Linked DNA regions of Homo sapiens: region 2 is linked to region 1. Evidence: chromatin contacts called from ENCODE Hi-C or POLR2A ChIA-PET data. All regions are on one chromosome and are shown on one strand. The core of a region is the stretch at or near the end of the contact, and the rest is flanking DNA. Distances in the headings are between cores, read along the strand shown.

Region 1 (3,634 bases), core at 1-2,500:
CTTAAGGTTAAAAAATTTAAAACTCAGCTAGGTGCAGTGGCTCACACCTGTAATCCCAGCACTTTGGGAAGCTGAGGCGGGAAGATTGCTTGAGCCCAGGAATTTGAGACCAACCTGGACAACGTAGCGAGACCCCATCTCTATTAAAAATAAATTAATTGCCAGGCGTGGTAGCTCACGCCTGTAATCCCAGCACTTTTGGAGGCCTACGCAGGTGGATCACCTGAGGTCAGGGGTTCGAGACCAGCCTGGTCAACATGGCAAAACTCCATCTCTACTAAAAATACAAAAATTAGCTGGGCATGGTGGCACACACCTGTAATCCCAGCTACCTGTAATCCCAGGAGGCTGAGGCAGGAGAATCACTTGAACCCAGGAGGCAGAGGTTGCAGTGAGCCAAAATCACACCATTGCATTCCAGCCTGGGCGACAAGAGCGAAACTCTGTCTCCAAAAACAAAATAAATAAAAAAGAAATAATATTTTTAAAACTATTAACTATGCATGTGGCTTTGTACATAAACATTTAACACACATCTACAGATAATAATGGTTAACACACATTGAGCTCTCACTCTGTACCCAAGATACAGCACTAAGCATTATGCACGGATCTTTTTGAATCCTTTCATTGCCTTGAGGCAGGCATTTTTATCCCCATTTTATCAATGAGGAAATAGGGAAATTAAGCGACTTGCCCAGAGTCACACAGCTAGGGAGGAGCTAGAGCTAGAATTCAAACCCAGGCAGACCACCTCCTAAGTAACCTCCTAGGAAATGTTCTTGAAGGGTACACCTGCCGCCCAGCACAGAGTCAAGCGGGGAGTACGTCTGAGTCAGGAGTGAGTGGGGATAACCTGTACCAGCTGGAACCTCCTTGTTTGCATGGTACTGTGTGCCTTTCACAGCTCACTTGATTTGTTGCCCTCGACTAGCTGATGCCAGATGTTTTCAGGCTCTGAGCAGAGGAAGGCTGTGATCTGACTCAGGCAGCTGTAGAAAGAATGGACTGGGGACAGGGCAGGGGCAGGGAGACCTGGAGGAGGCTGCTGTCCAGGTGGGAGGTGATGGTGGGGGTGACCAGGTGGAGAGTGAGGTGGCCACTCATGACCTGCCAGTGTCCCACTTACTGTCGCCAGTGCTGAAGGAGTTTTTCAAGTAGTGCGCGCCGATGAGGTGGTCAGAGCCAAAATGTGACTGTAAGTCACCCGTCTCCAGGGAGGAAGAAGGAAGATTTCTGGTCCGTGCTGTCCCTCGTTCCCAGCAGAGGGCACTGTGGGACAGTGTCAGTAGGATATAAAGACACTGATCCTGTTGGTCTTAACTGAAACCCACAACCCCAGGGCCACCCAGATTGACAGGGCAAAGCCCCCAACATCATTGCTTTTCATGATTGGTTTTGACACTACCGTGCTTGTGATAAGAGAGATTTGTTTGTTTGTTAATTACCGGGGCCAGAAGTGGGATCATTCTATTCCTTCCACACATGCCTCTCGCCCAGGTGCTCTTTGGTGAGGGTGGGTTGTGTGCTTAGAGGCGAAGTCATGACATGTTATTTTTGCCACCTCCTGTGTTTGTCGACTTAGGCAAGCATGTTTTTGCAGTTAATACTTATCCTCCTTAGTCTTTTTGTTGTTGTTGTTGAGATGGAGTCTCACTCTGTCGCCTAGGCTGGAGTGCAGTGGCACAATCTTGGCTCACTGCAACCTCCGCCTCCTGGGTTCAAGTGATTCTCCTGCCTCAGCCTCCTGAGTAACTGGGATTAGAGGCATGAGCCATCATGCCTGGCTAATTTTTCTATTTTAGTAGAGACAGGGTTTCACCACGTTGGCCAGGCTGGTCTCGAACTCCTGACCTAAAGTGATCCGCCCACCTCGACCTCTCAAAGTGCTGGGATTAGAGGTGTGAGCCACCGCACCTGGCCTCCTCCTTAGTCTTTAAACCACAGCCCCAAGTGTACTTTGGGTGCTTGTAACAAGCCCCCTGGAGAGGGATTTTTCTTTGTGCGTTCTTGGTGTGGTGCTGGTCCAGTGCATGGCATAACCTGGTGGCCAGCAGCATGCTGTGGCTACAAGCATGAGCTGGTATTAGTGAGGATGTGGAGCAGCAGGGGCTCTCAGACAGGGCTGGTGGGGTGTAAATTGGTACAACCACTTGGAAAACTGTTTGGCAGTTCAGTAAAATTGAAGATTAGCATGCCTGGTGATTTAGCAATTTCTATCCTAGGCATAAACCCAAAAGAAAAGGTGTTCGTGTGCACTGAGGTGCTTCTGTGAGGGTTCATAACAGCACTATTCACAGTTGGCAAATACTGGAAGCAGTTCTGGTGCTCATCAACAGTGAAAAGGAGTAAAACGTCAGCCTCTCGCAACAGCATAGCTGCAGCTCATATATGTAGCATTCAGAGAAAGAAGCTAGATAACAAAAGAATACAAACTGCCTGGCTGGGCGCAGTGGCTCACACCTGTAATCCTGGCACTTCAGGAGGCCGAGGCAGGAGGATCACTTGAGCCTAGGAGTTGCAGACCAGCCTGGGCAACATAGTGGGACTCTGTCTCTACAAAAAATATACAAAATTAGCCAGGCATGGTGGCACATGCCTATAGTCCCAGCTGCTCAGGAGGCTGAGGCAGGGGATCTCTTGCGCCCAGGAGGTCGAGGCTGCAGTGAACCATGATTGTGCCACTCCATTCCAGCCTGGGCAACAGAGTTAGACCCTGTCTTCAAAAGAAAAAAAGAATAAAAAAATACAAACTGCCTGAAGTTCAAAAATAGACAGATATAAATGATGGTGTTGAAAGTCAGGATAGAGTTAATTTTGAGGAAAAAGGGGTACAAATGGGCTGTGGGTGCTGGAAATACATTTCTTGATTTGGATAGTGATTACCCAGGTATTTGCTTTCTGATACTTTCTTTGGCCTCACATCTATGTGTTATGTACTTTTTTTTTAGACGGAGTTTCACTCTTGTTGCCCAGGCTGGAGTGCAATGGCACGATCTCAGCTCATTGCAACCTCCTCCTCCTGGGTTCAAGCGATTCTTCTGCCTCAGCCTCCCAAGTAGCTGGGATTACAGGCATGCGCCACCACGCCCGGCTAATTTTTGTATTTTTAGTAGAGACAGGGTTTCACCCATGTTGGTCAAGCTGGTCTCAAACTCCTGACCTCAGGTGATCTGCCCACCTCGGCCTCTCAAAGTGCTGGGATTACAGGTGTGAGCCACTGTGTCTGGCCTGTATACTTTATATATTTGGATATACCTCACCATACACATACCAAATATATATATCTCAAAACAAACCACGAGCTTCGGAGAAGTCAGGACTGGGTTGGAATCTTGGTTGCCATTTTGTCAGCTGTGGTGACCTTGGATAAGGCACGTAACCTCTTGGAACTTCAATTTGCTTCTCTGTAAATCAGAGATAAAACCTCCCTTGAATAGACCTATACATACAGTTATTACTATAGTACCTGGAGCACAGTGCAGTGAACTGCACCTTCATAAATGTGACTTGTTATTAAGGTATATAAGTTAGACATTTATTTGGCTGCAAAGCGATAGAAAACCTGACTACCAGTAGCTAAAACAAAGGGAGGTTACTTTAATCATCTAATAAGTCTGGACGTAGGCAGCTG
Region 2 (3,281 bases), core at 544-3,043, 77 kb after region 1:
TTGTATTTATAGTAGAGACAGGGTTTCACCATGTTGGCCAGGCTGGTCTCGAACTCCTGACCTCGGGTGACCCACCCACCTTGGCCTCCCAAAGTGCTGAGATTACAGGCATGAGCCACCATGCCTGGCCAAAAATTTTTTTAAATTAGCTGGGTATGGCAGTAGGCTCCTGCAGTCCCAGCTACTCAAGAGGCTGAGGTGAGAGGATCACTTGAGCCTGGAAGTTCGAGACAGCAGTGTGCTGTGATTGCACCACTGCACTCCATCCTGGGTAACTGATTGACACCCTGTTGATCAATCAATCACTCCATCCTGGGTGACAGAGCAAGGCCCTGGAGGTAGGTAGGTAGGTAGGCAGGTAGGGCAGCCAATGGGAGGTTGGGGAAATCAGCAGTGGCCAGAACATTCAGGGCCCTACCAGCTCCATTATGGAGTTTGGATCTCATCTTAAGAGCAGCCAGGGTAATGCGGGTGGATTTGTGTTCCAAAATATGGTGCTGGCAGCGAGACAGGAGGCAAAGTCTCTGAGGGGGCTGAGGCTTGGATCTGCATGGGAGGACGTGGGCCTGAGCTGGAGGACAAAGCAACTGTGGATGTGGCAGCAGGCGGCATTGCCAGGAAGTAAGCTGGGAGGGAGATGCAGGCCCAGGGCAGAGCCAGCAAGCCATGTGAGAGTCCAGGGTGGCTGCCACGTGTCTGGAGGCTGCCGTGGCCTGGGAGCACCTGAGGTGCTTGTGAGAAGAGGAGGCAGAGTGGGGCAGCCAGCGGGGACTGATTCTTCCAGTCACTGACCTTTGCAGCCCCTACTCTGTGCCAGGTGTCGCAGCATCCTTCCCTTATGGAGCTGTCATTCTCCTGGAGACAGGACAAGACAGACAGACAGCCGAACCACCGTGGAGTGTGCCAGGAGGTGATAAGTGCTGGGGAGGAAAGGCAAAAACAGCGGGTCTCTGGGAAGGCTTCTCAGGAGGTGATGCGTTGTAGGAAGCCAGGGTGAGATCCAGGCAGTGGAAACAGTAGATGACTAGACCCTGAGGGTGAACTTACTCTCAATGCTCCAGAAATGGTCAGGTGGCCAGAGGGGCTGAAGCAGGTGGGATGGGGGGAGAGTGGCAGGAGGTCAGCATAGTGAGGTGGCAGGAGCCTGGTTCTAGCGGGCATATTGACCAAAGTCAGATGCTGGGATTTGGTTCCAAGGGACATGGGAGCCATGGGAGGCATTTGAGCACATCATCTGACTTAATGTTTTTAAAAAGATTACTGTGGGCTGGACGTAGTGGCTCACACCTGTAATCCCAGCACTTTGGGAGGCTAAGGCAGGTGGATCACTTGAGCCCAGGAGTTCAAGACCAGCCTGAGCAACATGGCAAAACCCCATGTCTACAAAAAATTAGCTGGGTGTGGTGGCACACGCATGTTGTCCCAGCTACTTGGGAGGCTGAGGTTGGAGGATTGCTTGACCCCGGGAAGTGGAGGCTGCAGTGAGCCGAGATCACATCACTGCACTCAGCCTGGGTGACAAAGTAAGACCTTATCTCAAAAAATGATAATAATAAAATGTAAAAATGAAAAAATAGAAAAGATCACTGTGGGCTACTCTGGAGAGGACGGACTATCTTGGGCAGGGGGAGGATGGTGGTCAGCATTCAAAGGCTGCCAGGAGAGGGATGGGTCCTGACACGCCCAAGCGGGGAGCCCCCTACCCTCCCTTCCCCGGGCTGCGGCCCTTGCCGTGGAAGCAGGTGCAGCCTGTAGCAGCTTGTGCCCATCGATGACCTCACAGATGCTCCCTCCAGACATTCGTCATGGGAGCCCAGCTGCCAGGCATGCTGCCAGGCGCCAGTGCCTGCCATGGGCACCGCAGTGGGCTGAGTGATCCTGGGCGGGCAGCCACCTGGCCCTCGCCCTCTCCTGAGGCAGCACGCACTCCAGAGCTTTCTGGGCTTCCAGAGCAATTTGTCAGAGCTGTTAGGAGCAGTCATAGGCTCTCGGCTCCACATGGAGCTGACGCAGCCGGGCGTTCCCAGGCAGGCAGGAAGCACGTGGCCTTGCTTCCCCAGGCTGCGCCAGGAGTCCCTGGGATGCCCTTCTGGGGACACAGCCCTGAAAGGTAATCTGAGGGCCTGAAGATCCACCGGGGCCCACCCTGCCTGTGAGTGTTGGGAGGCTGGGGTCACCTGAGACAGAGACCTCCTCGGAGAGTCACAGCTTGGGAAGAGGAAGCGAGGCCGTCTCCTGGAACTCAAGGGAGTGCGGAAGCCAGGCAGAGATCTGCAGGGCGGGGAGCAGTGCAAAGGTCCCAAGGTAGCAGTGTTTCTGATGTGTTTGAGGAACAGCTTCCGCATGGCTGGAGCAGAGTGAAGGAGAGGGAGTGTGGAGGAGCTGGGGGCAGAGAAGAGAGGGGGGCAGATGGGGGGCCCTGTCGGGAGGGCTCTGGGTCTTACCCAGAGTGAGGTGGAACCCTGAGAGAGTCCTGATCTGATTCACATGTTCCCAGGATCTCTCTGGCTGTGTGCTGAGGCTGGGGAAGGATGCAGGAGGAAGAGGGAGCCAGGAGGAGGCCGCTCTGACAATACAGGTGGCAGTGGTTGGTGGAGGTAGCGAGCAGTGGCTTGATTGGTATCTCTGTTGAATCTCTTGCCTAGACCCTCTCTGTGTCTGCTTCCTGAAGACCCGTCGCTTCTGCCCCACAGGCCACAGGGGCAATGTGGCTGCTTACGGCTCCTACACTGGAGCACAATTCCAGCCGCATGCAGGGATGAATTGGTTCTCCAGCCCATGACACACGTCAGGGAGAGAAAGCAAGATTGGTCCAGGGTGAAGGCCAAGTGGCTGGGGGCCCTCGGGGTATGTGGGTGAGCAGTGTGACTTCAGGGCTCTTCCTCTGACTGCCTATGTCTACATCACAGCTCCACCTCTTACCCCAACTGCGTGATCTCTCTCAGGCCCCTTAGGTGCTCTGAGGCTCAATGTCCTCATCTGTAAAATGGGGGTAATAGGATCTGTCAACCAGACACGGTGGCTCGCCTCTCATCCCAGCACTTTGGGAGGCCGAGGCGGGCGGATCACCTGAGGTCAGGAGTTTGAGACCAGCCTGGCCAACATGATGAAACCCCGCCTCTACTAAAAATACAAAAATTAGCCAGGTGTGGTGGCGGGTGCCAGTAGTCCCAGAGACTCGAGAGGCTGAGGCGAGAGAATCACTTGATTGCAGTGAGCTGAGATGGCACCACTGGACTCCAGCCTGGGTGACAGAACTAGACTCTTTCTCAAAAAAAAAA

The links. A loop is a pair of places that touch in the nucleus more often than their neighbours do. ChIA-PET counts read pairs that join two places held with the same protein, here RNA polymerase II (POLR2A).
Region 2: a loop to region 1 is called in a map of mammary epithelial cell, with 6 times the contacts of the local background. The contact joins two enhancer-like sites. A Hi-C loop is called at or near these places in 2 of 168 maps with a recorded cell type or tissue (Right ventricle myocardium inferior and mammary epithelial cell). POLR2A ChIA-PET finds 5 or more read pairs at or near these places in 2 of 52 experiments (H1 and RWPE1).

Annotation. Positions count from the first base shown.
Region 1 is chr19:38,094,626-38,098,259 of GRCh38, forward strand. All of the region lies in intron 4 of SIPA1L3 (signal induced proliferation associated 1 like 3), which reads left to right. Among named protein-coding and RNA genes, the nearest start is that of SNORD152, 67 kb to the right of the region's middle. Within about 2 kb of position 1,251, at least 5 of the 41 ENCODE cell types and tissues checked have a DNase peak (open chromatin) inside an H3K27ac peak, as active enhancers do.
Region 2 is chr19:38,171,563-38,174,843 of GRCh38, forward strand. All of the region lies in intron 15 of SIPA1L3 (signal induced proliferation associated 1 like 3), which reads left to right. Among named protein-coding and RNA genes, the nearest start is that of SNORD152, 10 kb to the left of the region's middle. Within about 2 kb of position 1,794, at least 9 of the 41 ENCODE cell types and tissues checked have a DNase peak (open chromatin) inside an H3K27ac peak, as active enhancers do.